Linked DNA regions of Homo sapiens: regions 1, 2 and 3 are each linked to region 4. Evidence: chromatin contacts called from ENCODE Hi-C or POLR2A ChIA-PET data. All regions are on one chromosome and are shown on one strand. Each heading gives the region's core, a stretch centred on a gene start or an enhancer-like site at or near the end of the contact. The rest is flanking DNA. Distances are from core to core; before and after follow the strand shown.

Region 1 (3,531 bases), core at 504-3,003, 4.2 Mb before region 4:
ATGCTTTTAGAACCCTTAACCAACATTAAGAAGTCTAGCTACACTCCTGGAGTCCAGCTAACATGGAGAAACCATACAGAGAGGCCACATGGAGCGGTGGGGACATGAGAATGTGCAGGGAGGGAGAGGAGTCCAGCTGCCTCATAATCCTACCGGAGCCCAGGCATCAGCCATCTCTGCCAACCTGCAGCACGAGTGAGGACGCGAGTGTGCCACCTGGCAAGTGGATCCTCTGGCCCCAGTCAAGGAGCTGCAGCTGATGGTGCATGGAGCAGAGAGAAACTGCCCTGCTGAGCCCTGCCAAAATCATAAAATTGTGAGCAATGAAACAAAGTGGCTGTTATTTTAATCCACTAATATTTGGGATAGTGTGTTACATCGCAATAGATAACTGAGACACATTCATCAAATAAATATTTATCTAACCTGCTGTTTATAATAATAATACAACACTAATATTGAGTATGCTGTAATATATAGCAATATAATTAATATGGTAATATTTATCTATCTATTATTGACAGACTTTGTGATGAGTAGGAAATTGTATCTATCTTTAAGGCCTGCAGTCAAGAAGGGGAAACTATATTAAAAGCTAGTGTTTTGGAATTTCGTCAACAAGTCTGTTTCCACGATTTAATAGACTTCAAAATATTCTGTGTTTTCCTCCTATAACAAATATGTTCCTTGTGGACCTAATCTGGCATATAATATATGTACAAAAATACAAGTTAATTAATGAATTAAAGTCAGTGGAATCTCTTATGTCAGTGAAAGCAATAGGGTTGCTGACAAAAAAAGAAAGTAAAAGTTTTTAGTGAATTGTATATGCACCACTGGTTTTTATTTCACCTTTATCTTAAACAGTCAGCCACTCACTTAAACTTTGGCTTCTGAGGCTGAGAGCCACATAAAAGGGAGCACTAAATAACTGCAAGTGTAAAGAATGATTTGTGCTCCCTAAAATGCTTTATTCATACAAGGGAACTGAGGCTTGGAGAGGCAAAGGGGCTTGCTCATAATCACACACCTGGCACATTACGGATTTCAGACTCAAACAGACATTTTTAAAACCAAGTCCATTGTCTTGGCTAAAGTACACCTTCTCCAAACTCCTATCTTTCTCTTACTCAAAATTTCCCTTCAAATCTACACATTCCAAGATCTCTCTTAGAGCTGGGCCCATGGTGCTCCTGGAAGATATGATTGGATTTCTCCTCACCCTCTGAGCAGTGTAGGCACAGGTCTTCTGGTGCAGGGGATGGGGACATTAGAATGTGGCAGCTAGCTGGTACCTATTGGAGACCACCCCTGTAGGTGGGGTGACTCTACCACTCTGGTCTGTCAACAGAATAGTTTTTATGGGACCCTCATACGGGTCAGGGACTCTGTTATGTGCTGCAAGGGATTTGCAGGGAGCAAGAGAGAGGTCCTTTCCCGCAAAAGACTTACGGTCAGCCCCTAAGCTTCTCGGTGAAGGGAAGAGCAACATTGAACATCCGTCTTGGACACCTTGCCCCTTGGTTCTTCTATCTCACGAGTGCCTCGCAGTGGCTCTGCCTGTGGACCCTTACTCATGTTCTCTGGACCAGGGTTGTTAACCATAGCAGGTTAGAACTGCCCATTTATTCTAAATACAACAGCCAACTACCATCTTTATTTCAACCCTCACTTCCCACCACTTCTTCTCTAGTCTCAAAATGCCTTTCAGCATAGGCAGGAAATATGACAGAAGAAAGTCCCAGTCGAACAAACAATAACCGAAAATGCTCTTTGTTGCTGGGCCTTGGCGATCAAAGCCCTGCACATGTTTGCCAGCTGTAGTTCAGATGGTTTCTATTTCACTCAGCATTAATTTTTTATGAAATCTGTGGCCCAGGGGCCCATAAGCGGCTTTTAGTTCTTCATTCTATACTGTCTGGTCTAATTGCCAAGGCATGGTAAGACTCAGATTTTAAGGTGTCGTTAATGTATTTACCAGCCTTCCGGTCTACAGGCAGGCTCACCTCTTTGTGTGGGATTTTAATCATGTTTTGTTTTTAGAAAGGAAATGAAGGTATTCTTGGACTAAATATACTTGCTTTTCTTTGGATTTATTATCAGTATTTCACATCAGCGAGACAGCATACACAACACTGCCAATCCCAAACCTCAGACTTTATCTTCCAGTTTAAGTTTGATTCTTAAGAAGCATATGGAGTCTGTGCAGTGGAGGTAAGGCCTGTTTAAAATGAAGGCTGTTGTTTGTATGAAACATGCTTATTTAGTAGTTTATGATAAGGGGCCTGCTGACCCCAAAGGCTATCTTTCTTCTCACTTAGCAGCAGCAGCCTGGACTTTGTTTCAGATCGTCTCTGGATGCTGTAGCAAAGCCAGCAAGTGACTCACTGTCTGTCCTCAAACTCTTTGCAGCCCCCATTACTGAAGAGCCCCACAGACAACTTAGAAAACACAGTGATGGGAAAGTGACAGTGTTTGCAGAGTTGCTGGTTGCCAGGGGTCTACATGCAAGGCCAGTGCCGCGATCATTTTCATGAATTTCAGATGTCCTTTCTCTTGCCAACTTCGTGTGTTTTCTGAAAAATAATAAGAAAAAAAAAAAAACCCAGTCATCTGGCCTTACTTCCTTAAACCGAAGCTATTAGAGGTATCCAGGATCTGACTAGGGCAGCTAATTTTCTTTCAGTAGTGATTATAGCTGCACACCCTGCACAAACCGCATGCAAGACTCCCCCTCAACATAATTTTACATGCTTCACTTCTCCAATTGGCTCCAACTGTTAACAGAGCCCAGGTTTTGCATACACAGCCACACTTGGGGAGAAAGAAAAATACTTTGTTGCAGGCAGTTTTGCCTTGATACTTGGCACTACTCCATTTCCTGACTGCGTTACACTCCCTTCCCTCCCAGGTACCTGAGACTTCTTCATGCATCTGAGTGTCTGGCTTTTGATGCAGCTCCTGGTTAGGAACCAGCCCTCTCCATGGTCATTAGCTTCCTTTTTTTTTTAAAAAAAAAAAAAAAAAACTACCATCTAGTAGGCAGCTTCTTCGGCACTATTGTTAATCTGAGAATTTGCTAGTACTTAACTCACTCTTCACACGCCATAAAAATCTCTATTCTTTGAAGTGTCTAAGTGTGTGATGGCTGAATGTGTTGGGAGGAGCTGTGTTTCAATATGTTTTTTACTTTTGTTCTCAGGCCAGAGAAATTTCATTCAGTTTCATGTGTTCAGTCCTTGAAACAAAAGGCAGTGCTTCTATTTGAAGCTTTGGTTCATTTAAAGGAAGTAATCAATTCTGTTCTGTGAGTATTCACTGAATACTTCCTAGGACCTATGAACTGATTCATGCCAGAGGCTGCAGGGCCTCTCAAAAAAAAAACCAATGTGTACCACAATCCTCTAGAGGCTTTCTGATTAGACAGATTGGGAGCAGGGTCCAGTTCATAAGCATTTCTGAAACATCCCAAGGGAATGCTGACGTTGCCTCGGTGGACCCCCTTTGAGTAACACTGCTGAGAGAGACACC
Region 2 (3,473 bases), core at 131-2,630, 3.9 Mb before region 4:
GCAGTTCTCAAACTTGAGACTGCATCAGGCACACCTGGAGGGCTTGTGAAAATCCAGAATGGTGAGTCCCGCCCCCCAGAGTTTCTGATTTAATAGGTCTTGAGTAGCCCAGAATTTGCATCTCTAACAAGCCCCCAGTGGAAGCTGAGGCTGTCATCTTCCCAGGCCGCACTTTGAGAACTGCTGTTGAAAGCCATCATCACTGAACTTATTTGCAGAGGTACCTAAAAATAATCAATCCACAACTGTTCCTTCTCCAAATGACCACTCTCTGATGTCTATCAAGAAATCCAAATTATTTACCAATTAATTTATTGGTAATTATGTTCCACCTATTTCAAAAAAAGTTTTGAGCTAACTCTAATTTTTGCTTAGCCATCAGCAGAAATAGTAAATTTACCTAGTGCATTCAGAAAAATGCTGTTCCTCCCAGGGAAAATAGTGTTTTCTATTGCTCCTGAAATCTGCTGACCTTGGCACTGACTCTGGTCCTCTTACATTAAGGTGAAGCTGGGGCGGGGTTGAGGAATCAAGACTGAGAAACCTTGCTGTCCTGCAGCAGAATAGAGATACATGGAAGAAGGAAGACAGAATCTTGGCTTTGAAGAGAAAGTGAGATGTGATGTCAATGATCCCACTAACACCAAAACCAGCAAACCAGCCTCCTTAAGGGTGGCCCCACCTCCCCACCCTTCCTACTTTTTCTACCAAGCCAAACCCAGAAATAGAACACGGCTCACTTCTCAGGGCTATTGCCTCTGCCTCATCTCCAGAGACCACATCTGCAGCTCCCAAAACAAGGTCTGTTCTGCAGCTGGACAATTCACTGCTAAAATCCCAAACCTAAGAGCAGAGCCAAAGCCAGAGGAGAGGAAAGTGACAATAGGGCCAAAGCCTCATTCCAGATTCCAAATGTCATTCTGTAGCCCTCGTGCTATCAACTGCTGCCTGCTGGCTGCAGCCAGGTCCCTGGGTCCATACACAGCCTGCATCAAGAGCCTGCAGAGACTCGGGGGCTGGAGATGGGAAACAGATGGTGGCCTGCGCTTTGTCTTTCCCAAGTTTACAGCCTCACCTGGGGGTGGAGGCTGTTCTGAGGGGCCCCCAAGAGGTAAGTTCACGCATCACTACTGACCCTCTCCCTGTGAAAGCAGAAAGTCAGCACGCATCCTACCCCAGACCAGACCAGCCACACCTGTAGATTCAAGGTCCTGGGGGAACAGTATTCAAATGCCTCTGCTCTCAGCCTTTTACTTCTGACTGTGGTTCCCAGCGAGTCTAAAATTTGAGAAGTGAAACTGAACATCCAACTGCCTTGGTGAGGGGAGAGGAAGAAATTTTACAGGCTTTTTATTGGCCGGTTATTTTTCTGTGTGTCCCATACAGGCCCCCACCATGAAGGGTTTCACAGCCACTCTCTTCCTCTGGACTCTGATTTTTCCCAGCTGCAGTGGAGGCGGCGGTGGGAAAGCCTGGCCCACACACGTGGTCTGTAGCGACAGCGGCTTGGAAGTGCTCTACCAGAGTTGCGGTAAGCCCTTGCAGTACACCCATGTGTGTTTATGGGGAAAGCAAGGCCCACAGATGTGAGCCGCTAGTGCTCAGTTGGAGTTGGGGTGGGAGGGGAGAGGGGACCAGCAGCTGAACACTTTCTCCACCTGCAGCAGGTCTGGGAGGGCCACTGGGAGCTTTTGGAAGAAGGAGCGGTGGGGCCAGGACTGGGAGCGGAAGAGAATGGCAGAACAACAAAGAGTACAAGAAAGAGAAATTGAATCTAAATATAGCCATTTACTAACACCACAGAACCCAAAAAAGAACAAAATGATCAGTGAGTCTACCAAATCATCAAACCTCACCAGCTGAAAATTAGGAAAAGCAGCTTCCAGTAGGCCCTTCCTCAACACCGTACACCTGGGCTACCTTTCCATCTGATGTACTTTGCAAGTGAAGTGAAAAGATCACTTCTGCCCAAAGAGAAGATTCCTGTCCCTCTCTGGACACTTTCAGAGCTTTCACTGCAGCAGTAGCTCTCATGAATTCAGCAAGCACTTCGCATGCAGCTATCAATGCCAGGGTTTCTCAGTGCTAGAGATAATAAAAGTGCATATGCCAGGCCTGTCACCCCAGCGGGCCAACCCAATACGCCAACAGATAATTGCAATTCAGTGAAGAGAATGCAGTGAACTGTGGTAAGAAGTGTCAGAACCAACCAATCGGGCTGTGTCTTAGTCAGCTAGGGCTGCCATAACAAACCACCACAGGCTGGGGACTTAAATAACAGATTTATTTCCTCACAGCTCTGGAAGCTGGGCTGGTTTCTCCTGAGACCTCTCTTCTTTGCTTCTAGGTGGCATCTTCTCCCTGTCTCCTCATGTGCTCTTCCCTCTGTGTACATCTGTGTCCTCATCTCCTCTTCTTATAAGTACACAATCATATCAGATTAGGGCCCACCTCCATGGCCTCACTTTAGCTTAATCAGCTCTTTAAAGACCCTATCTCCAGCAGGGCATGATGGCTCACACCTGTAATCCCAGCACTTTGGGAGGCTGAGGAGGGTGAACCACTTGAGGTCAAGCATTCAAGACCAGCCTGACCAACATGGAAAAACCCTGTTTCTACTAAAAATATAAAATTAGCTGGGCATGGTGGCACGCGCCTGTAATCCCAGCTACTTGGGAGGCTGAGGCAGAATTGCTTGAACCCAGGAGGTGGAGGTTGCAGTGAGCCAAGATCGTGCCATTGTACTCCAGCCTGGGCAAGAGGAGCGAAACTCTGTCTTAAAAAAAAAAAAAAAAAAAAAAAAGACCCTATCTCCACATACAGTCACATTCTAAGATACCGTAGTCCCCCCCCAGTCTGCTAGGAATACGTTCCAAGACTCCCAGTGGATGCCTGAAATCATAGATCGTTTTGAACCCTACATATACTATGGTTTTTGGACCCAATAAATGAGACAGCTACTAAGTGACGGACAGGCCGGTAGTAGAGACAACATGGATATTCTAGACAATTCGTGTTCCTGGTGGGCTGGGCAGCACGAGATTTCATCATGCTACTCAGGAGGATGCTCAATGTCAAACTAATGAATTATTTCTGGAATTTTCTATTTAATATTTTTGGACTGCAGTTGGCTGAGAGTAACCGAAACCTTGGAAAGTGAAATCTTGGATAAGGGGGCTGTACTGTACTGGGGGTTGGGACTTCAATACATAAATTTGAGGGGATGCAATTCATCCCATACAGGGCTCCCAAGTGGGGAGCAACTCAGGAGCCCAGCCTCAGGATCACATCTGCTGTTAGAGGGACTGGCTTGTGCAAACGCATGGCATTGTGATATCTGCCACTTTGGAGGGAGATGGGGGCAAAATGCCGTTTGAACTACAGGAGATGGAAAAGAGAAGTTGATTAAGCATCTGAATTGGCCTCACTCTAAGCTGGGGAGTGATGAGGATGCAGTGCTTGAGCAAGTACCT
Region 3 (3,503 bases), core at 540-3,039, 3.4 Mb before region 4:
ATGAACTTGAGAAGGCCAGGAGCAGCAGGGTCCCTTCATCTCAGTGCTTAGCTTTGCCAGTGCTAAGTGGGAAGCAGAAGTCACTGAGCTCCTTAGCAAGTGAGTTTTTAAAATGTGTGTGTGTACACAAAGGAGTTGTTCCAGTGCTCTCTGTAGAAAGTGCTAGAGAGAATTCTAGCAGGAAATTCCACCACCTTTGAGATTAGTTGTCAATCCCACTAAAAGATAGCCCTCCAAAGAAGTGCTGCTTTGCTCTGCAGACCTGAAAGGTCCTATGCGATTCTCTTACATACTTCTTAGTTCCCTCTCCCCAATTCTTTTAATTTTGTGTATTTCATGAATTTTGTAGTCTTAAGTTGTTAATTGAGGTGTTCTGGATTGTAATGTGTTTTGGTGTGTGTGTGTGACAGTGAAGGAGGTATTAATCTTTGTGAGAGGGTTTTTTTTTTTTTTTTTTTTTGAGGAAAATATTTTTAATGTTTCATTCCACAGTCTGGTAAGTTGTATACTGTTGACAGCTCATTACCTACATGTTAAACTGCAAAATGTTCCTAGATTAGTAGAACTATTATTTTTTTTTAAAAAAAGTAGCTTTGTGGTTAAATTCTGATGCCCTTAAAGAGATCACTTTCTCCTGTTTTGGCAAAACAAGTTATCAGTCCACACGTGATTACATAAATAAAATTGAAACCCTTTACTCTTGCTCCTCCCTACTCAATTAAAGTCAAGGGATTCCAGTAGTGGTATACACACACACACACACACACACACACACACAAATCCTCCAATGTATTTACTTTTCACATTTTTAATACATTTTAGCGGACTGAGCTTTCTAAATTATTAGCAACTAGTACATAATCATGTTGCAGTAAATAATTTTTTTAGTTAGTGAGAAACAGACCGAAAATAGGAGGTTAAAAACAGTTCATCTGTTTTGGTGAATAGAAGTGAATGAGAGTAGGGTAGAAATTCTGGCTGATTTTATAAAATATCTCAGATCTGTTTGATAGGTTGGGCTTAAGACTGATGATGTGGGCATCCTCTTTATAATGAAGTCAGGCTAAGCGAAGCTATGTTGAAGTATCAAACAAAGCCTGAAATCCCAGTGGCTCAACCCATAAAGTGCCGTTGCTTGTTGGTGTAGAATCCTCTGCAGGTCTGGCAGCTCTCTAGTATAGCTCCCTTACAAGTGGTAACCCAGGGATCCAGGCTGCTCTTGTCTTATAGCTACTCTGTCATTACACATGCTTCCAGGTTGCCACCACAAGGAAAGAGCTAGTGGGTTACATACTGACTTTGAAAGGCTGCAGTCTGGAAGTGATGGCTGGTACTTGTGCTCACAGCTCATTGGCCAGGACTAGTCATGTGACCTGCCTGACCACAAAGGTATACGGTTGCCAGGAAATATGGAAGAATATGTGGATATTCTTTGAGCAGTGAGCATCTTTGCTTTATTCTCCTTTTCCATTTCATCTCCATAAGGTTCTCTATGCACATAAACTAGATGAAGCTTAGGCCTGAAGCCTAGAACATAATGACACTTTGGTTCTCAAAGTGTGGTCCCCAGACAAGCAGCATTAGCATCACCTGGGAACTTGTTAGAAACACAGATTCCTAGGCCCCACTCCAGCCCTGCTGAATCAGAAATGTGGAGGTGGGGCCCAGAAATCTGTTATCATAAGCTCTCCAGGTGCATACTAAAGTTTGAAAATGACTGCCCAGTGGGAGTACAATGTTTGTAGCACCTGTTGAACTCATCACTGGGGACGTGAAGGACTAATAGACACTTGCTAATGTGAACGTACAGTATGTGTGCTCAGGTGTGAGCATGTATATGATAATAAAAAGCACTGAGGGATGGTATCATGTGTGCCAGACAGGTTTTAGCACTTTATAGATTTGACTAATCTATTTCTCAGAACAGTCATATGATTTCAGTATTATTATTGTCTCCATCTCACAGATGAGGAAATTGCAGAACTGAGAGGTTCCCTAACTGTCTAAGGGTCAGGCCACTTACCACTGCTGGCAAGTGGTAGAGGCAGGATTTGCGATGTGGTTCCAGAGCCTACTCCTTAACTACCATGCAATTCCGCTTGTTCATCTTTGGGTGGTTACCCACCGGGCCTTAAGGTAGTCTTTTCATTTTTTCTTGAATGGAGACAGTCTGTCAGAGTTCGCAGGAAGTGTGGTGTGCTGGTGACAGTTCACATTCCAAGTTAAGCCCCCTTACCACGAGCTTCATTCGTTGGTGGTTTACGTGTGGGGGGTGCTGGTGACAGTGTTGGTCAATACTAGAGGGGCATGGCTAGGCAGCAGCTGCCCAGTCATTTAAAACTGAACAATAAATAGAACGGGGTTGTTAGGGGCGGAACGAAGGGGCCTAGTGGGAAGTGGTTTCTCAGAGGGAGATAGTTCAGTCGCACTAGAAGAATATTTTCTTCAGTTAACCTATGTGTAATTTTCAGGCTTATGAGAAGAAAGGCCCTGTTCTCATCACCCTCCCTTTTGATTCTTCTTTGGTCTTTTTCCATCATCCATCTGCCTGCCCTGAGATGCTCATCTGAGGCCTGATTCCATCAGGTGGTCTGAAGAAGGTTTCTATGAAGTCTTTATGAGCTGGACTTCAGTTTTGTTTTGTTTGTTTGTTTGTCTGAGACAGAGCTTTGCTCTGTTGCCCAGGCTGGAGTGCAGTGGCACGATCTTGGCTCACTGCAACTTCCGTCTCCCGGGTTTAAGCGATTCTCCTGCCTCACTCAGCCTCCCGAGTGGCTGGGATTATAGGCCTGTGCCACCACACCCAGCTAATTTTCATATTTTTGGTAGAGACAGGGTTTCACCCTGTTGGCCTGGCTAGTCTCGAACTCCTGACCTCAGGTGATTGGCCTGCCTCAGCCTCCCAAGGTGCTGGGATTACAGGCGTGAGCCACAGCATCCGGCCAGGACTTAAGTTTTAATAGAGAAAATGTGTTTTCCCTTCCAAGAAACCTGATAAAATAGTTTCCTCCCCTTGCACTTGGGAAATCCAGATAGAGTTAGATGTGATTTAATCTTTTGAATTTTGAACTGATTGAAAAGGATTTTCCAAGTGACATTAAGAACTTGCATCCTTTTAAATTTTTTAATTATTAACTGCATTTTCTTTCTTCCAGGTGGGTCTATTATTTGTTGTTGTTTAGGTGTCCTTTGCTGGCCCATGTATTCCCTTGGCTTCTTTGTCTTTTGTGTTCAGCAGACTAGAACTGAGACAGCTCCTTGGCAGCTCTGTCCTGGACAGTACCGGCTTTAACTCTAGGTAGAAGATAAAGATAGCATCACCCCTTTCGGGTTTCATGTTGGCTGGGAACAGCTGCTAAGCTTTGTATAACTCACAAAGTAACATTTCATTCCAGATTTGCTGAAATTTTTAGTTTTCTGCAAGCCAGGGCTTAACCACGGGGTTTTTTCTCATTCACACTTAAGAGTCTAGACTTTTCGTTTGAGAAGCAGTTGCTTGTCTT
Region 4 (3,155 bases), core at 616-3,115:
TCTTGAAGCCAGGAGTTTGAGACCAGCCTGGGCAACATAGTGAGACACTGTCTCTATTTTTTTTCAAGAAGTTAAAACAAACAAACAAACAAAAAAACCTTATTGCACCTTAAAGATTTCTAGGCTGAGCGCAGTGGCTCACACCTGTAATCCCAGCACTTTGGGAGGCTGAAGTGGGCGGATCACAAGGTCAGGAGTTCGAGACCAGCCTGGCCAACATGGTGAAACCCCGTCTCTACTAAAAATACCAAAAATTAGCCAGGCGTGGTGGCGCATGCCTGTAATCCCAGCTTCTCAGAAGGCTGAGGCAGTAGAATCGCTTGAACCCAGGAGGCGGAGGTTGCAGTGAGCCAAGATCACGTCATCGCACTCCAGCGGAGACTCTGTCTCAAAAAAAAAAAAAAAAAGATTTCTAGACTAGTACCTCCATTTTATAGATGAAGAAACTTCAATGTGATTACATGATGTGCTCAAATCCCACAGCTAGTAAGCAAATGCACCAATTATAAACCAGGTCTCCTAAGCCTGATGTTCTTTTTAGGTTGACTTTCAATAAGGTCTCAATTGTTGCTAAATCAATTCCATCTCTCCTTTGGTCCAAGTTCCAAATGATTTTTGAATAATCTCAAGTTGTTTATAGTGAACCAATTTAGTCCTGCTAGTTCAATTCAAAATAAGAATTCATATTTGCAGTTCAAAGGAAAAAGTAACTGGAACCTGTATGAAGATCACAGTCCTGGTTTCTTTGGATTGCTGGTTCAACCCTGGATGCACATTACGATCATCTGGGGCTTCTAAAAATAACTAAGCCAGGGCCTGTTTCCCTCCTTGGGGCAAGACCTAACTATTGATATTTGTACAGCTTCCAAGTGATTCTCATGTACAGCCAGGGGTGTAAACCATTGCAGGTGCTTGTTTTAGATATTGGCATACAAAGCTTCATAGGCTTAGAATTCTCTTTAAGTCTGTGATTTTCTCAGAGCCAGAAGGGGAAGTATAGTGATCAAAAGAAATTAGGGCTCAGGAAAGTCTGGTGGGGAAAGCACAGAGCTGTTTAAATAGAATTGTAGTGTCCAGAGTAAGGGAAGTGAAAGCCTCACTTCTCTCCCATGTGCTTGGAGTAGGATGTAGACTCTTCAGGTCTGGCCACCCTACTATACGGGGAGACATTGACACAGCAGTTCCAAAGAGAGCAGCCAGGGAGGTAAAAAGGCCAATCCCCACTTTTTTTTTTTTTTTTTTTTAGAGAAGACCAAGACAAAGAAAAAGGATAATTGATTTGGAAAAGACTTGAAGAGGGATCGGTGTCTTTACCTAATTAAAAGATTTGCTCAGGAAAGAGAAATTAGACCAACTCTGTCGTTTTGGAAGTAGAATCTAGGGCCAGCGGGTGGGAGATGAGAACACATGGAGCTGGGAATAAAACGGGCAGCTTCCTCAATGGTGAGCAAAGCCAAGGGAAGCAGGGCTGGGGAAGTGCTGCTGAGGAAACCTCAAGGATTGGACCGGATGGCCTCCGAGTCCCTTCCCACTCTCAGAGTCTGTGATCCTAATCAGGGGACTCAACAGAAACTTAAGGGAAACCCCCTGACTTCTCGACTCGATGTATCTATTGGAGCTGGATTTTTACACCCCGTGTTAGCAGTAACAGATTGGCAAAGCAATAGAAAACAAATGCACCAATTCATGTTTTTCAGAAACTTAACAAAAGTTAGCCCCTGAAGTCATTTCTGTGTTATGTGTGTGGAGGAACACTGCCGGAGGACCCTGACCAGCTCTGCCAACTCTTTTTTTTCTTTTTTTGGATCTCACTCTGTCATCCAGGCTGGAGTGCAGTGGCACAATCACGGCTCACGGCCTCAACCTCCCAAAGTGCTGGGATTACAGGTGTGAGCCACACAGCACCCAGCCCGTGCTGGTCTTGACCTCCCAGGCTCAAGCCTTCCAAGAGGCTGGGACTACAGGCATGTGCCCCCATGCCTGGCTAACTTTAACTTTTGTAGAGACGAGGTCCTGCTGTGTTGCCAGTGCTGGTCTTGAACTCCTGGGCCCAAGCGATCCTCCTGCCTCAGCCTCGTGAGCCACCACATCGGGCAAGCCCTGCCAACTCTTTCCTGACCTGAGGCAGGGCTGAATGTAGGAGGTTAGGGAATTAGAAACCTAAGGGTTGTCTTGTTTAATTATTATTCCGGCTATGTGGAGATCTGAGCCATTTTCCGTTGTAAGGGTCCTTCTGGTTGATGTGTATATGTTGTGGTTTTTGCTTTTTTTTTTTTTTTTTTTTGGCAGGTGTGCGAGGGACATTTTGAGATTGTTCCAATTCATTGTCATGATTGAGGGATTATGATTAGGATTCTGTAAAGTAACTAGTCCAGGCCAGGTGTGGTGGCTCACGCCTGTAATCCCAGCACTTTGGGAGGCTGAGCTGGGTGGATCGCCTGAAGTCAGGAGTTCAAGACCAGCCTGGCCAACATGGTGAAACCTATCTCTACTAAAAATACAAAAATTAGCCGGGTGTGGTGGCACGTGCCTGTAATCCCAGCTACTCGGGAGGCTGAAGCAGGAGAATCACTTCAGCCTGGGAGGCGGAGGTTGCAGTGAGCCAAGATCCTGCCACTGCACTCGCGTCTGGGCGACAGAGTGAGACTCCATCTCAGAAATAAAAATTTAAAAAAAAATTAGTCCAGAAAAACATCTCACAGCTGAAGTGGTCTCATGGGAAGGGAGAACAGCACTGCCCAATAGGAATGCTATAATGGGAGCCATAGATCTAAAATCAAATTTTAGATTTTCCAGGAGCCACATTAAAAGAAGTAAAAAGAAGCAGATAATATGAATTTAAAGAATGTATTTTATGCCAGGTGTGGTGGCTCTCGCCTGTAATCCCAGCACTTTGGGGAGCCGAGGTGGGCGGATCACTTGAGGTCAGGAGTTTGAGACCAGCCTGGCCAACATGGTGAAACCCCAACTCTACTAAAAATACAAAAAACTAGCCAGGCGTGGTAGCTTGTGCCTGTAACCCCAGCTACTCGGGAGACTGAAGCAGGAGAATCGCTTCAGCGATTTAGGAGAACCAGGAGGCAGAGGTTGTGGTGAGTTGAGATCATGCCACTGTACTCCAGCCTGGGTGACAGAGCAAGACTCTGTCTCAAAAA

The links. Hi-C counts contacts between places; a loop is a spot of excess contacts on that map. ChIA-PET counts read pairs that join two places held with the same protein, here RNA polymerase II (POLR2A). Pooled maps may share reads with other maps.
Region 1: a map of OCI-LY7 shows a loop between it and region 4 (15-fold over the local background). The contact joins two enhancer-like sites. A Hi-C loop is called at or near these places in 1 of 168 maps with a recorded cell type or tissue (OCI-LY7), 1 of 37 single-sample maps with no recorded cell type and 4 of 50 pooled maps.
Region 2: a map of B cell shows a loop between it and region 4 (25-fold over the local background). The contact joins the promoter of LY86 here to the enhancer-like site in region 4. A Hi-C loop is called at or near these places in 2 of 168 maps with a recorded cell type or tissue (B cell and OCI-LY7), 2 of 37 single-sample maps with no recorded cell type and 3 of 50 pooled maps.
Region 3: a pooled map shows a loop between it and region 4 (4-fold over the local background). The contact joins two enhancer-like sites. A Hi-C loop is called at or near these places in 2 of 50 pooled maps. POLR2A ChIA-PET finds 5 or more read pairs at or near these places in 2 of 52 experiments (H1 and HepG2).

Annotation. Positions count from the first base shown.
Region 1 is chr6:6,329,743-6,333,273 of GRCh38, forward strand. LOC124901253 (a long non-coding RNA gene) reads left to right here. Exons shown (of 2, transcript XR_007059428.1): 2 at 11-425. Among named protein-coding and RNA genes, the nearest start is that of F13A1, 11 kb to the left of the region's middle. RefSeq lists an enhancer at 2,070-2,119. Within about 2 kb of position 1,754, at least 3 of the 41 ENCODE cell types and tissues checked have a DNase peak (open chromatin) inside an H3K27ac peak, as active enhancers do; they include OCI-LY7, where a contact is called at or near this core.
Region 2 is chr6:6,587,340-6,590,812 of GRCh38, forward strand. LY86 (lymphocyte antigen 86) reads left to right here and starts at 1,381. Exons shown (of 5, transcript NM_004271.4): 1 at 1,381-1,531. The coding sequence starts at 1,396. The region is part of intron 1 of LY86-AS1 (LY86 antisense RNA 1); the gene reads right to left.
Region 3 is chr6:7,152,667-7,156,169 of GRCh38, forward strand. The region is part of intron 1 of RREB1 (ras responsive element binding protein 1); the gene reads left to right. Among named protein-coding and RNA genes, the nearest start is that of RREB1, 46 kb to the left of the region's middle. Within about 2 kb of position 1,790, at least 5 of the 41 ENCODE cell types and tissues checked have a DNase peak (open chromatin) inside an H3K27ac peak, as active enhancers do.
Region 4 is chr6:10,530,651-10,533,805 of GRCh38, forward strand. The region is part of intron 3 of GCNT2 (glucosaminyl (N-acetyl) transferase 2 (I blood group)); the gene reads left to right. Among named protein-coding and RNA genes, the nearest start is that of GCNT2, 11 kb to the left of the region's middle. Within about 2 kb of position 1,866, at least 6 of the 41 ENCODE cell types and tissues checked have a DNase peak (open chromatin) inside an H3K27ac peak, as active enhancers do; they include B cell and OCI-LY7, where a contact is called at or near this core.